2 separate regions of the Homo sapiens genome follow, and region 2 is linked to region 1. Evidence: chromatin loops called from intact Hi-C (ENCODE). Cell type or tissue: CD4-positive, alpha-beta T cell. All regions are shown on one strand.

Region 1 (8,000 bases):
AGCTGGTATTGGTGTTTCTAGTTGAGGGTCGTGGTATTTCCAGGGTTTCACAGAGGCCAGATTTTATTTCAGTTACTCAGAAGAGAAAGAAAATGTCTTCTGAAAGAGGTGAACTCAGTCATTACCAATAGAAAAAGTATCCACTGTATTTATCTCTTATACAAACAGAAAAATATAACATTTTCCCCCTTAGAATATATATATATATATATATATATATATATATATATATATATATATATATATAAAACTTAAGGTTCTATTGTATGTATCCGAACAATAAAATCTGGAAACCAGCATGAAACTCTATTATTCACATGTTAAAATGTTGAAACTATGACCAAAATATGAAAACTGCTGGAGCTATCAGAAAGACACAAGACAAAAAGCTTCTTGCATATGTATAAACTAAATGTGATAATCTCAAAAAACTGTTCAAAATTATAATTACTTTCCAGTTTAAAAACTTTAATCCTAAATTAAAAAAAAAAATCTATACACAAACCACTGATTTGCCCAGACCAAAGAAAGAAAGAAAGAAAGAAAAGAAAGAAAGAAAGAAAGAAAGAAAGAAAGAAAGAAAGAAAGAAAGAAAGAAAGAAAGAAAGAAAGAAAAAGAAATCAGCGGTAAGGTAAGCAGGACCCAGAGGAGCTGATATTCACAGTTCTTACATGGACAACTCTTTCAGGAATTATCCATAAAGTACTTTATTTTACAACCTGCTTTTCTTATAAAACTAAAGGTGCACTTTTTTACATAAAAGTTTTATACAGTGTTAAAACCAGAACTGTGTGTAAAATACTGCATGTAAATGTTTCTAAATAGTCTTGTTCCAGTGGTTCATCGGTGACTTCTGTGGCTTCGTCATCATTATCCATGGATGATTCTGAAAGAATCTCTCCAGTTTTACTGGAATTGGATCCTACTAATTCTTCTGTTTCACGGCAGTCAGAAGAACCACTACTTTCAGGGCCTTCGTTTTCACTACCTTCAGAATGTAGTAAATCTTTCTCAGCTTGAGACACATCAGATTCCTCCATTTCATTATTTTCCTCAGAAGTCTCTTCATTCACAGTTGAGGCATCATCAGATTCTTTTTCTTGGTTTTTTCTTTCTGGGACCATTTCTCTTGATGTCATAAAAGACTCTAAAAATAAGCAAATGTTGTTGTACTTAAATTTTATATTCAAAATACCTCCACAGTTAAGTTTCGTGAATTCTGATGTTCTGTAGTTCAAATCACATCCCCTGAAATTCAGCAGCAACTGCATACAGGTGGGAGAAAAGCCCAGCGTCGACATTACAAGGAGTTCCATGATGTACAATTCTTTCACAAAAACAATGAATGCAAGAATTTGAGGATCTCCTTACTCCTCCCTTTTACAGATGGTCTCTCAATCCCTTCTTCTTCCTCTTCATCTTCATCTTCTTCTGAACGCGCTGCCGGGTACCATGGCTTTTTTTGTCTTTATCATGAGATGAAGGTGATGCTTCTGTTTCTTCTACCATAACTGAAGAAATTTCGCTGCAAGTCGCTTGACTGGCTATTTCTCCGACTTCGCCTTTTTTGTCAAACCTGAGTCTTTTTACCTCATGCCCCTCAGCTTCCACAGCATCTTCATCTGGATGTTTATTTCTCAAAGGGCTCACTGAGGAAACTTCTGATTCAGATGTCGAAGAGTCACTGAGTTTTCTCTTCATTTTGCTGCAAATTTGCCTCTTTGCTGTCTGTGCTCTCAGGCCACCCATTTGTTGTCATGGGGGCTGACAGAGAAACCTTTGGTCGATTACGTGGCCTGGGTGTCCCAGGCCCATTTATATTAGACCTCTCAGTATAGCTTGGTGCATTTCCAGGAAACATCACACCATTCATTCGATTTAAACTATTGGAATTGTTTTTCTCTGAAGAAGGATAAACACAGCTAACAACCATCACGTTCTTTTCTACTCCTCTGAGAAATTTGTCTGTTCCTGTATAGTTTCTCCTCGGATCTGTTAACAATTCACATAATCGCTGAATAGTAAAAGGGATACGGTTAAATCCAGTGACAGTTTTTCAGTATTCTTCCCTTTGTTTCATCACAGGGAATATATTCGACATTAGGGTTGGGAGGACCTCTTGGCGCAGGAGCTGAAGTTCTGAAATCATCCATCACTTTCTCCAGTTTGAAAATAAAATAGCCTTTAAATTGGGACCACGGAATCTGTTTCTCCAGTCTTGGCTACATGACAAAAGGAACTGATCCAGGACAGGACAGACTTTCTTTTTTGCCTCTTCTCAAAATCTTCCAGCGCCTCCTGGAGCCTGTCGACGTCCATGGCTTCCCGGAGTCCCTCACAGCCTCCGCCTCCCTCCGCGGGTCTCTTGGGGACCGGAACGCCTCCCCCCACCCCCCGACGTCCTCCCACTCCCTCGCACACCCTCCAGCACGCAGGCCAAGTGGGGTGGGGGGGAACGAAGGGAGCCGGGGAAGCGTGTGAGAGAGTGAGACCGACAGAGTGAGCACCTCCCCAAGCCGCTACCACCAGCCCTCCAACATGGCGCCTGGCACATCACCCTAAAAAGTCATTTCTTGGAGAAGCGATGGATGACAGAGATTAATCTGAGAGTTACTATTAATGGAGAAACTTAGAACTTACCATTTTTCCTGTGAGGTTTCGGTGCTGATACTTCTATTCTGTGAGTTCTGGCAATTGTGTCCGTTCACCCAGCCTGGTGATGCAGCAGGTGTCACAGAAGGACCCTGTCCCAGCTGGTCCTGCTCCACTGCTAGGATGGTGTGGCCTCTGATCTGTGACCGTGTCTTGAGGGGAGACCAGGCCCTTGATCACAAGCGTATCCATGGTGAGGTTCCGTGGATGGAAGCTCATGGATGTTCCTTCCTGATGTTCATCTGCCACCATGCTATTGAATGCATCTTGTTTATAACTGTCTTCTAAATATTGAATAGAAATAAAGCGTTTTTACAGTATGGGTAAGGTATAAAGAATATTGACACATTGGACACAGAGGACCTCCACCAAGTTTAGGGAGTAGAATCTGAAGAGACATAGCTTTGGATGCTCCCTGGAGGCCCTGCCTGAGTCCCAGTCCCTTCCCTTCTCCTACGGAGGGAATCACTTCCTGCTTTAGTCTTTATTATTTGCACACTTTCCTTCATAGTATGTTTCTTTCACCGTGTGTGTACATCCCTAAAAGATATGCCATTTAGTTTTTGAACTTTCTGTTTTCTTTTTGAGGCAGGGTCTTGCTCTGTTGCCTCGGCTGTAGTTTTGAACTTTGACGTGAGGGAATTCTCCTGCGTGGCTGCTCCTGCACTGCATGGCTCTGAGCACCTGCTCTGTGTCTATTTTTGTCCTCCATTCTCTCCCTGAGACCCACCCACACTGACATGGCTCATTTTCATTGCTGCATGGTCTCCCGTCGTCTGAGGGGAGCATGGGAAATGTCTTCATCTTCCCGTGGATGAGTGTTTGGCCAGGTTGGGGCCCTTAGGACTGTGTTTTGTTGGGAACGTTCTTGGGCATTTCTTTTGTACACAAGCGCAAGTTTCTTCTGGTCAGTAGCTTTCAAATTTTAAAATTTCATCCCAGGTAAAAATGTAATTTTCCTCATAACCCACAACACACACACTTTCATATACAAGCATAGCAGAAATATACTTCACAAGCGTTAGCAGTGCCTGGTGTTCCTGCTTCTCTCCATTCTCCCCAACGCTGGCATGGATTGGGTTGTGGGATTTTTGCCCGTCTGGTGGTTGTCACGTGATATCTCCCCCTGTTAGGCTGAGCCCCTCTTCATGTTTTCATTAGCCATTCCTCCACATTTCCTCTTCTGTGGAGGGCCGGTTCAGCTCTTTTGCCCAGTTTCTGTTAAGTTGTTTGAATTTTTGCACTTTTCCTTTATTATTCCTATTACTATGTTTTTGAGACAATATCACTCTGCCACCCAGGCTGGAGTGCAGTGGCGCGATCTCAGCTCACTGCAACCTCCATCTTCTGGGTTCAAATGATTCTCCTGCCTCAGCCTCCCAAGTGGCTGGGATTACAGGCACGCACCACCACGCCCAACTAATTTTTATATGTTTACTACAGATGGGGTTTCACCATGTTGTCCAGGCTGGTCTGAAACTCCTGACCTCAGGTGATTCTCCCACCTCAGCCTCCCAAAGTGCTGGGATTATGTGGGTGGCAAGCCACCCAGGCACCGAGGCAAGAGACAGAGGACACGAGCTGTTCCAGTATAATAAAATATAAAACAAGAATAGTTATACCAGATATAGATCTTAGATATGATTATATATGAATATCATTAATCATTAGTTTGTAGCAATTACTTTTTATTCCAATATTATGATAATCCTTGCTCTATAATCGTAGCCTAGGAAAAACCAGGCCATACAGAGATAGGAGCTGAGGGGACATAGTGAGGTGTGACCAGAAGACAAGAGTGCGAGCCTTCTGTTATGCCCGGACCGGGCCACCAGAGGGCTCCTTGGTCTAGCGGTGATGCCAGCGTCTGGGAAGATGCCTGTTACCAGGCGGATAGCAAAAGGTGTCAAGGAACAACACCCGATACTTAGCAGACCGGGAAAGGGCGGGGAGGGGGGGGGGTCTCCCTTTCCCCGGGGGAGTTTAGAGAAGACTCTGCTCCTCCACCTCTTGTGGAGGGCCTGACATCAGTCAGGCTCGCCTGCAGTTATCCGGAGGCCTAACCGTCTCCCTGTGATGCTGTGCTTCAGTGGTCACGCTCCTAGTCCGCCTTCATGTTTCATCCTGTACACCTGGCTCTGCCTTCTAGATAGCAGTAGTAAATTAGTAAAAATACTAATAGTCCCTGATATGCGGAAATAATGGCATAAGCTGTCTTTCTCTCTGTCTCCTCTCCCTCTCTGCCTCGGCTGCCAGGCAGGGAAGGGCCCCCTGTCCAGTGGACACGTGACCCACGTGACCTTACCTATCATTGCAGGTGACTCACATTCTTTACCCTGCCCCTTCTGCCTTGTATCCAATAAATAACAGCGCAGCCAGACATTCGGGGCACTACCGTTCTCCGCGCATTGGTGGTAGTGGCCCCCCGGGCCCAGCTGCCCTTTCTCTTATCTCTTTGTCTTGTGTCTTTATTTCTACACTCTCTCGTCGCCGCACACAGGGAGAGACCCACCGACCCTGTGGGGCTGGTCCCTGCAGGGTTATAGGCATGAGCCACCATGCCCGGCCTGCTTTTTTCTTTTTCAAAAGGACTCTTTCTAGATTATACCTATTCATTCCGGTGACTATATGTGGGGCAAAGATGGGTTTGAATCCACCAGGATAAACGTGCCGGATCTCCTCTCTGATGGAAGAAGAGACAGGGATAGAAGGGTGCAGAGAATCAGAGCCAAGAGGAGGCCGAGTCAGGCGGGGGTTGCAGGCTGCTGTGAGGACTTGGCTGCTTCTCTGAGTCTGGTGGGATTAGCAGGGGATTTAAACAGAGGAACCGTGGGATCTCCCTTATGCATTTCTGCCATGGTTGGCTCAGCTGAACACACCTCTTGAGCAAGACTTGGTCTTGGACACCCAGAGGCCCTTGGTTGAGGGTTTACCTCCTGGCGTGGCCACTGACACATCCACGTTTGTCTCCCACACGGCTGGGCGGCCCCGAGACCTGCTGTGCGTGCCCTTCTCATTGGTGGCATTTCTCAAGTTTGTCCCCTCTCAAGTCTGCCCCATCCGGAAAACCAAACACCTCTCTCTCCTACATGGAAACCCCCGTCAGCACCTCCTCCTGACTCACAGGGCATCCCGTCAACATCACAGTCCCAACCTTCCCACATGGAGAAGCTCATGGGACCCCCGATGGACCAGGACAGTGCCAGCACTAAGACGTGCCCTGAAACTCACAGGAAGAGCGGACCAAGAAGCCGGGAACAGCACGGGGCACTGGGAGCTGCAAACGCCCACGATACTGTGAGAGACGGAGAAAGGTATGACAGGAGGAGCAGACCAAGAAGACGGGAACAGCACGGCGCACTGGGAGCTGCAAATGCCCACGATACCGTGAGAGATGGAGAAAGGTATGGCCATGGCGGTCACAAAATGTTCCTCAACATTTATTAAAGGCCTAAATGGAGAACATAACGCTATCAAACCCTTAGCTAAAAACACAGGGGAAAATTCGTATGGCCTGGGGTTAGGCGAAAAGTTCTTAGACATGACACCAAAAGCATGATTCATAAGATTGACAAATTAAATTTAGTCATAAATTTAAAATTATAATTCTATAAAGCAATATAAAAATCCAAAGAGAATGAAACATGAACTATGGTCTAGAAATAAACATTTGTGAATCACACGTCTCACAACCTACTGGCACGCAGGATATATGAAGAACCATCAAAACTTAACCATAAGAAAGTAAAAACCCCAGTATTAAAGAGAGGGCCAATATTGGAACGGAGGCCTCATCAAAGAAGGTATAAGGAGGGCATATTGCCCGAGAAAGAGGCTCAACATCATAGAGATGCTGGAGAAATGCCAGTCAGCAGTACCTCTGCAAATCCATTAAAATGGCTAAAAACAGACAAAACCCATGGGCCAACCCAGGTTCTAGTGATGATGCAGAGGAACTGGGACCCTCATAAGCTGCAGTGGGAATGGGAGGGGTCCCGCCATGCTGGAAAGTGGTCCTGGAGTTTCTTACGAAGTTAAGCACATCCTTACCATGTCATCCAGCAACCCCACTGCTGAAATGTCCCCCAAGGGAAAACTTAAACGTGCACACACAAACCTGCACACAAGTGTTTAGGCCTCATTCCTCATTGCCAATAACTGGAAGAAAACAAAATGTCCGTCGGCAGGAGCAGGAGAAGGCGTGAACTAACGCGGATGCTTCCACACAGGGGGCACCAACCAGCAGTGGAAAGATGCACCCAAATGCCCCAGGTCTCCCAGGCTACATGCCCGTTGAAGGAAGCTAGTTTCGGTGGGCACAGGCCAAAGGATGCCAACACATGACATCTTGGAGAAGACAGTGTACCGTGTCGGGGAGCAGGGCAGTGGTTTCGAGGGGCTACGGGTGGAGGGGCGAATGGAGGAGCTCTCTGGGGCGATGGCGTGAGCACCTGCACCTCACTGTGGGCTGCTGCGGCTGAGGGGCTGGTACGGCAAACACTGGCTTCAGTACATGCAGACTGAAGGAGGAAGGCTCCCACAACTCAGAGACAGAGGGTGTCGCCTCCATGAAACAAAAACATATTTTAAAAAAAAACCTCTTAAAATTAAGAAAAAAACCACAAAAAGTATTTCATAAGCGCATTGACTTTGAGTTGACACAATCTACCTGGGAGCATGGAACTGAAACCACAGGCTTGGCAATCCCGGAGGGAGAGGGTGGAGGGTTTAGACCTCAATTGAAGGGCTCAGTACCTGGCTATAGGAAATAACATTTAAAAAGCAGCAGGGTGGAAATAATTTCTGCTGATGAGGTTGCATCTCTCCAGATAGCCGGCAGAGTAAATTAAAGCAATATAGTCTTGCTCTGTTGCCCAGGCTGGAGTGAAGTGGCGCCATCTCCGCTCACTGTAAGCTCCGCGGGAGAATCTCTTGAACCCTGGAGGCAGAGGTTGCGGTGAGCCGAGATCCCGCCATTCCACTCCAGCCTGGGCAACAAGAGCGAAACTCCGTCTCAAACCAAACAAAATTAGGTAACTAACCCAGGACTAAAACAGCGTAACTTTAAAAAAATAAGTCTAGGAGGTATGATGTTCATTCCCTGCAAGCCAATAAAGGTCACGTCTGGGGCATACATCTAAAAAAATAATCCTAAAGAGAAAGTTATGGTCACAAATATGTTCTGTATGGTGTTATTAAGAGCAAAAATGGGAAACAACCCAAATATCAGTAAAATGGGACTGAACCCTTGCAAATTTACTAAAATAAAATTGTTAAACATGATGCACAAGACGAAGATTTTAATAAAGTGAAAAGACAGGAAACATACTTACTAATGATTATTGGT
Region 2 (8,000 bases), 94 kb before region 1:
AGCACTGGCCATCTCACAGGTCCTCCTGCTGTCAGGCCCGTGCATCCCCTCTCCATTCCCCTCTGCTGCTAGAGCCATCACTCAGTGCTGCGGACGGTACCCCTCCCAGGGCAGGAGGTAGGTGGATCCCCATAGCGTCATGAATGACTCTGCTTTAGTCAGCTGCCTGGGCTTTACCAGCCCCTTCCTCATCAGATCCTGGCATTCTCTGTAGCCAACCTGAAGACAGAGCATTTGCTTTTAGAGAACTCCAGCCTCGATTTGTTCTTTAGTGACTTTTTTCCTACCGTGAATTAACAAGTTGGTATTTGGATTTCATTTTTAAGATGTAAGTTAAATTGTTTCCTAGAATTGAGTCCTTGAATCAATTCACCTTCAGATTGTAATCTGAGCTCCATGTCATGGTTTACAAAGCTGTCAGTGATCTGGCCTTTGGCCACCTGTTCTACTTCTCCTCTGCAGGGTCCCGGACCCTAGGTGCTACAGAATTGAGTTCCTACTTGGTGGCAGTCTTTCCTCTGCCTGGGATACCACCTCCTCCCCCTTCTATTTCTTTTCTTTCTTTCTTTTTTTTTTTGAGATGGAGTCTCGCTTTGTCGCTCAGGCTGGAGTGCAGTGGCGCGATCTTAGCTCACTGCAACCTCCACCTCCTGGGTTCCAGCGATTCTTCTGCCTCAGCCTCCCGAGTAGCTGGGATTATAGGTGCACACCACCATGCCCGGCTAATTTTTGTATTTTTAGTAGAGACGGGGTTTCACCATGTTGGCCAGGCTGGTCGCAAACTCCTGACCTCGTGATCTGCCCGCGTCAGCCTCCCGAAGTGCTGGGATTACAGGTATCAGTCACCGCGCCCGGCCTCCCCCTTCAATTTTTGACTACCTCCAGCTCGTTTATTCCAAACGCAGCTCAGGATTTGCTCTGGAATGAAGCCTTCTCCACCTCTTCAGGGCAGCATCAGGTGGCCCTCCTCTGTTCTCCCAGAATCCCTCATTCTACCCTCTATTACAGCCTCTCGTCTTATTTGATCTCCACATCTACATGGCTGGTTTTCTTGTTTATCTTTCCCTGTAGACTCTGAGCAACTCCAGCAGGCTCCAGGTCAGTTCTCCCCAACACACTGTACCTAAATCATTTCTCTTTTGGCACCTATTGGGAGTATCCTGTGCTTTTTTCTTTTCTTTTTGCCTGATTTTTGGCATTTTAATTTTGCTTTTTCTTGATAGAATTGCTAGATTTCTATAGACGTTAGCTGTGGACTCTAAGGCAGTCCTCTCCAAAGGCATAGTGTTTGTACTACGATGGATGCGGAGCCACGAAGACTGAGTTGGGGATGGAGCCATCAGCAGGCAGCTGGGGGCGCTGCTGTGGATGAGACGCTGAGCTGACACGTGGAGACTCTTAACGATGATCGTTTCTGGGTGGATCCCAGCTGTAAATGCTTGAGACAACTTGCTTGCAGTCACCTGTAATGTTTGGTACAAATCAGGATTTGTAATTTATAGGTTCTATAATTAATATTTCAGAATTCAATATATTATTTTGCGATTTTTGAGATCTTGATTAATAATAGCAGAATAGTAACAGCCCCAAGGGAACTAAACAACACCATCATTCATAAAATGTTGTGAATCTGTTACGAGCTAATTTGAAATACGGAGCCTAAGGTGTTTTTGGTAAAAAAAAAAAAAAAAAATTTTTTTTTTTTTCTTGAGACAGAGTCTCACTCTGTTGCCCAGGCTGGAGTGCAGGGATGCAATCATGGCTCATTGCAGCCTCAAGTCCCCAGGCTCGAGAGATCCTCTCACCTCAGCAGCCCCCTGAGTGCCTGGGACTATAGGCACACCACCACACCTGGCTCATTTTATTTTTTGCAGATACGGAGTCTCCTTATGTTGCCCAGGCTGGTCTCAAACTCCTGTCCTCAAGTGATTCAAAGTACTGGGATTACAGACGTGAGCCACCGCGCCTGGCCTTAAAAATATTTTTAAACTTCCTTAAAATGCCGAAAAGATAGGAACAATGAAATACTCAAAAGAGGATTGATTTTTAAGCCTGGCTCCACACCAATTTTTGGTAACTTCATTTCTCTGTACTAGAAGTGAGGAATACAAAGATGAATGAGACAGGGTTCCTGTCACCATCTAGTGGGAGAGACAGGCTGGCAAACCAACAGTTAATCAAGGAGGTAATTTAGGTAAATGATTTTGAGCTGACATATTGGATTTATCTTTGGAGGCAGTAATTCCAAGGACAAGAACTAACTGCCTTTCTGCCAGAGCGCACATGTGAGGGTCAGAGTTCTTAGGCATAAATCAAACAATGAGTTGAACCAGTCCTCAGAGGAGATAACTGCAAACATAGGTTTGCTTAGGTTACCAACCATTGTCCCGCAGGCAGAAATCCACCATACTATTTCTTGCTGGTATTGAATTTGGTGGCCGTGTATGCAATATTTTCTGGGATGTCCTACGAATTCTGTTTCTAGAGACTTGCTTTACTACCTGAATAGTTTCCTTTGAATTTTCTTTTATTATTCTAATTATTCTTCATTATAAGTTGCTTTGCTTTGTCCTTTTTTTTTTTTTTTCAGTTTTTTTGTTAAACATTATTGGTGTGGAAAATTGTCCCTTAGGAAGCCATCCATCATTTGCTTTTTATGATTTTCAAGGAGATGCTTTTCTATGAGATGGTAGTGGAAGTGGTTGCTACGATACTAGACATAGGGCCGGGTGCGGTGGCTCACGCCTGTAATCCCAGCACTTTGGGAGGTTGAGGCAGGTGGATCACAAGTTCAGGAGTTCGAGACCAGCCTCGCTGACATGGTGAAACCCCATCTCTACGAAAAATACAAAAATTGGCTGGGTGTGGTGGTGGGCACCTATAATCCCAGCTACTTGGGAGGCTGAGGCAGAAGAGTTGCTTGAACCCGGGAGGCAGAGGTTGCGGTGAGCTGAGATGGTGCCACTGCACTCCGGCCTGGGCGACAGAGCAAGACTCCATCTCAGGGAAAAAAAAAACAAAAAACCACAATACTAGACATAGTTAATGAATAATATTAGTTAACAAAGAGGTTTGAGAACTAGGAAAGATTCTCTAAGGTTATTCTTTGATAAATCACTCGTTTTCACAGAGTTACTGCTTACTGTGGGTAATTTGTTTGCTGTTGGTTGACAATGAACCTACTTAGGAGAAGATATGATCCTTCAGGACTTTTATTTGTTCGAAATGAAAAAATTATTTCTCCTTTCAATAACAGACAGTGGTGCTTTTCTGTTATAATTCAAAACAGGTTTCGGAACACATGTCATTTTCAGGGAGAAGGAAAGGATGAATGAATGAGCTGGAGTACACTTTCTAGAACATATAAAGGGGATATGGGAACTGGATGCAGGTAAATCTTTCATGCTTATTAAGAACATTTTAATGTTTCTCAGTTGATGTATGAAGTACTTGTATTCGGCATTTGCTTCTTCAATCACAAGGAGGCAGCATAGTCTCATGGGAGGAGGGGAAGTGAGTCTATTCAAAACACCTGTTCTTCCTGCTGCCTGTGCTGTTCTTGTCCAGAAGGCCCCCTGGAGCTGGGAGTGTCTCATGGAGTCATTCAGTTCCCTGCTTCCTGGTAGAGTTGCCCCTTAACCATATGAAACAATATCTCCCACATGCTAAAAATAGCCAGGGTCTGAGTCCAGGACTTTCATGTTGACGGTCTCATGTACCTGGTGGCCCTGGGAGCGGGATGTCCTCATCTCACTCATCTCTGTTACTGTGAGTCCTACCAAGCCTGGCCAAAGTTGCCTCCTTAATAATTAGTCCTTGAATAGAATCCCCTAGGTAGTGGTTATTGACTTGCAAAATATAACACTGACTTTATACCATGTTTTTTTGTCTCATGGGGACAAAAACACTTCTCTCATAGAATATGTTTTGTTTGTGGGGAAATGAACAAAATGAGGTAAAAAACCCCAATCATCCTATGAGTAAGTTATTTTTCTGATAGAAGAGAGGGTCCAAGTTCAAGTTATAAGTGTAACTAGCCACATAGTTTCACTTAAGTCATTTCATTTTGCTGGGCTTCAGTCTCCCCATTTGGAAAATGAATGAATGTGCCTATGATATTCCAGTGTAAGTTGTGGGAACATGCCAGATATAGCAAACTGGGAAGCAATTGTAGCCAGATATGTTGAGGCACATGAATATAAGACATTTTTATCTGGGTCCTGTTTTCCCTTCTGTGACTGATTCTTTCTGGGCCCTGGGACATTTATATTCAGCCTCTGCATTTGTACATTCATTTGTTCATTCACCCACTCATTTATTCAATAAATATTTATTGAGTACTTAAATATGTGCCAGGAACTGTTCTAGGTCTCAGGATATAAGAGGGTACCAAAAAAGCAGGATCTTTTTTTTTTTTTTCAGAGAGCCTACCTTCCAGTGGGAGAGATGGACCACAAATACATAAGCAAATACATATACAAAATCATTGCAGATTATGAAAAATGGTAAGAAAGAGATAAAAAGTGTGACCGGATGGAAGGTAACTGGGGCAATCACTTTTAGGCAGATGCCTCTGAGATGCCATCTGAGCTGAGACTTGACAGATGAAGTGCCAACAATCTCAGCCTCTAAGCCTGCCAAGCTTGAGATGTTATTTGTATTAGTAATTTGCAGGTGCAAATGACCCACCTAGACTGTTTCTAGTGCACAGTATGCTTTGTTGACAAAATGCCCTGAAGCAAAATGCCACAGATGTCAGCTTCAGTTTTGTGGATTTTCATAGCATCTTCCCGTAAGGTTGGTCATTGTCGTTCCCAACCACTCCCCGGTTTGGGGGAAAGGACACAGGGTGTCCTCTGACTCTGGTGCACACAGGGTGTCCTCTGACTCTGGTGCACACATGAGCTCTCACCAGTCCTGCTGGGACCAGGCTGCAGGCAAAGAACAAACACCTACTTAATGAACTGTGATGACAGAGGAGTGGCCATTTGCTTCCTCCAGTGCTGTCCATGCCAGCTCCTGAGCCCATTTGTCACTTCCTGGGGACACAGCTGACTCATAGAGCACTGGCAGTAATCTTGGCCTGGGAGAGGTGGGAAACAGAAGGCTTGGATAAAAGCAGGTGGAGCTGGTGGCTGCCTAGGTAATATGATGGGAATTTTTGTCCACTGACCTGTCCACAATTCTTGGAATTCTGCTAGAACTCAGTATCCAATCCACTTGGTTCTGAAAGGTTTTTTTTGATTTTTGACCTTCAGCTCGCTCACTAATGTGAATGTTTGGAGGAGGATACCACTGTTTAGAAACATAATTTAGCATATTAAAAAAGACTCACAAAAAATCTCAAAATGGCAAAATCAGGTTATAGGTGTTAGGCCCTGGATCTCATTTTATCCAGAATTGTTCCATCTCTGAAATGACAAATTCATACACTCTAGAGCATGACACATAGTCTTCTAACCTTCCCACTGAGTTACCCATATTACACTGCCCTTCAGCCTCCTGGAGACCTCTTTTTCTTTTTAAAAAAAACTTTTATTTTGGGTTCAGGGGTATGGAGATCTCTTTTTCTATGAAAGGATCACAGTCTGTATCTGCCTTAAGATATAGTCATAGACAACCGTTATTCAAAGTAAGGGGCCATAAGTTTGGACGCCATGGCTCATGCTTGTAATCCCAGCACTTTGGGAGGCCGAGGCAGGTGGATTGCTGGAGCCCAGGAGTTCAAGACCAGCCTGGGCAACATGGCGAAATACAGAAAACTTCAAAAATTAGCTGGGCATGGTGGCACACATCTATGGTCCCAGCTACTCAGAAGACCGAGGTGGGAGAATCACTTGACCCCAGGAGGCAGAAGATGCAGTGAGCTATGATCGCACCACTACACACCAGCCTGGGCAATAGAATGAGAACCCATCTCAAAAAAAAGGTAAAGGGCCATGATTGTATGTCTATTTGTGTGTGTATGATTTTATCACTTTATTTGACAATCAGTGGTTGGCTCTCACCCACATTGACTGTCTATAGATGTTTGAAAGTGGTCACAGGTACATAGTTAAACCAAAGTATAGAGTTTGTTTGCTGAACCTTCACCCTCATTATGTTTTCTGCACGATAAACATGGATGTGGTACGGCCCTTCCTTTCACCCAGACATTTGTTGAGCCTAGTATTAGTGCGTACATCTGGAGTCCCCATCTCCATCATGGCAGATTTCTGGATCTCTCTTGAGTGCCTGAGGGGTATTCTTCTTGAAGCCCACTCCATGGATGCACCTGTGAATGTTGATGGTGTATCCTCAGGTCACTGCCTCATTGATGGCAGAATGACCCCCCTTTTTCTGGCTACCCTTTTTGCAGGAGTCATTCTGCTGGGCCCAAGTGGGAAGCCATTATATCCTCTATTACCTACCTTTCAGTTTAAGAAAATATTACTGTGATAGGCTGAAAAATGCTCTTCCAAAGCTACCAGGTCCTCATCTCTGAAGCCTGGAAATGTTCAGTTTGGAAAAAATGTCATAGCAGATATGATTGAGTTAAGGCTTTTTTTTTTCCTTTGTGACAGAGTCTCACTCTGATGCCCAGGCTGGAGTGCAGTGGTGCAGTGATGCAGTGGCTCACTGCAACCTCCGCCTCCTGGGTTCAAGCAATTCTCCTGCCTCAGCCTCCTGAGTAGCTGGGATTACAGGCGCGTGCCACCAAGCCCAGCTAATTTTTGTATTTTTAGTAGAGATGGGGTTTCGCAATGTTGGCCAGGCTGGTCTCAAACTTCTGACCTCAAGTGATCCACCTGCCTCAGACTCCTAAAGTTCTGGGATTACAGGCGTGAGCCACCGCACACAGCCGAGTTAGACTTTTGAAGTAGGGAGATTATCCTGGATTATCCAGGTGGGCCCTAAATGTAATTACATGTATTCTTTTGGAGACAGGCAGAAGATTTCACACTTGACACACACACAAACACACACACACACACACACACACACACACACACAGGCCCTGTGAAGACAAGCAGATTTGAAGATTGGAGTGTTGTGGCCACAAACCAAGGAATGCCAGCAGCCACCAAAATACCAAAAGTTGGAAGAGGTAAGGAACAGATTCTCCCCTAGAGCCTTCACAGCCCTGCCCACACCTTCATTTCGGCCCAGTGATACTGATTTTGGACTTCTGGCCTCCAGAACTATGAGAGAATACATTTCAGGTGCTTTAAACCACTGAGTTTGTGGTCATTTGCTACAGCAGCCACAGAAACTAATGCAGTTACCCATGCAATGAAAGCCACTGGTGTTCCTCTACTGAAATGCCGCCCTCTCTCTCCACTCTCCGGAGGGAACCAGGACCTTGAATTTGGTGTTTATTATTTCCTGCATTTCATTTTACTTTATTGCATATTTATGTATTCTGAAATAATGTCGTTTTATATATTTCATACTGTATCCTGTATATTGCTTTTTGCCCAACGTATTTTATAGATTATATATGTTGATACATGTAGCTCTAATTTTCTCTGTAGCATAGTATTCCATGGTGTGTATGCGTACCTGCACATATGTGTGCATGCTACAATTTTTTTTTTTTGAGACAGAGTTTCCCTCTGTCGCCCAGGCTGGAGTGCAGTGGCGCCATCTTGGCTCACTGCAAACTCCACCTCCCAGATTCCAGTGATTCTCGTGCCTCAGCCTCCCAAGTAGCTGGGATTACAGGTGTGCGCCACCATGCCCAGCTAATTTTTGTATTTTTAGTAGAGACGGGGTTTCACCATGTTGGCCAGGCTGGTCTCAAACTCCTGGCCTCAAGTAAACTGCCCACCTCGGCCTCTCAAAGTGCTGGGATTATAGGCGTGAGCCACTGTACCCAGCCCACAATTTTTAAATCAGTTCTTCTGTTAATGAACATTTAGGTTGTTTTTGGTTTTTCTGTCTTTCAAACAGTGCTGCAGTGAACATTTCCGTATGTATCTTCTTGTGCTTATGTGCAGAAGTGTTTCTAGGATATTTAC

What was found. Hi-C counts contacts between places; a loop is a spot of excess contacts. Peaks named below come from ENCODE experiments on the same cell type or tissue, not always from the same donor. Only the 100,000 strongest peaks of a DNase experiment are listed, where the experiment ranks them.
Region 2: it touches region 1 in a loop (7-fold over the local background); 6 of 110 quality-filtered maps call a loop at or near these places.

Annotation. Positions count from the first base shown.
Region 1 is chr3:195,649,319-195,657,318 of GRCh38, forward strand. LOC105374297 (a long non-coding RNA gene) reads right to left here and starts at 2,841. Exons shown (of 3, transcript NR_136186.1): 1 at 2,642-2,841; 2 at 1-75. It also overlaps the pseudogene LOC100288016. In CD4-positive, alpha-beta T cell, a CTCF peak has its summit at 4,531 (motif pointing right); a DNase peak (open chromatin) is centred at 4,578.
Region 2 is chr3:195,555,216-195,563,215 of GRCh38, forward strand. It overlaps the pseudogene RPL31P64. Among named protein-coding and RNA genes, the nearest start is that of PPP1R2, 16 kb to the left of the region's middle. In CD4-positive, alpha-beta T cell, CTCF peaks have their summits at 1,336 (motif pointing right), 1,544, 3,485 (motif pointing right) and 3,686; DNase peaks (open chromatin) are centred at 116, 1,356 and 3,506; H3K27ac peaks cover 440 bases.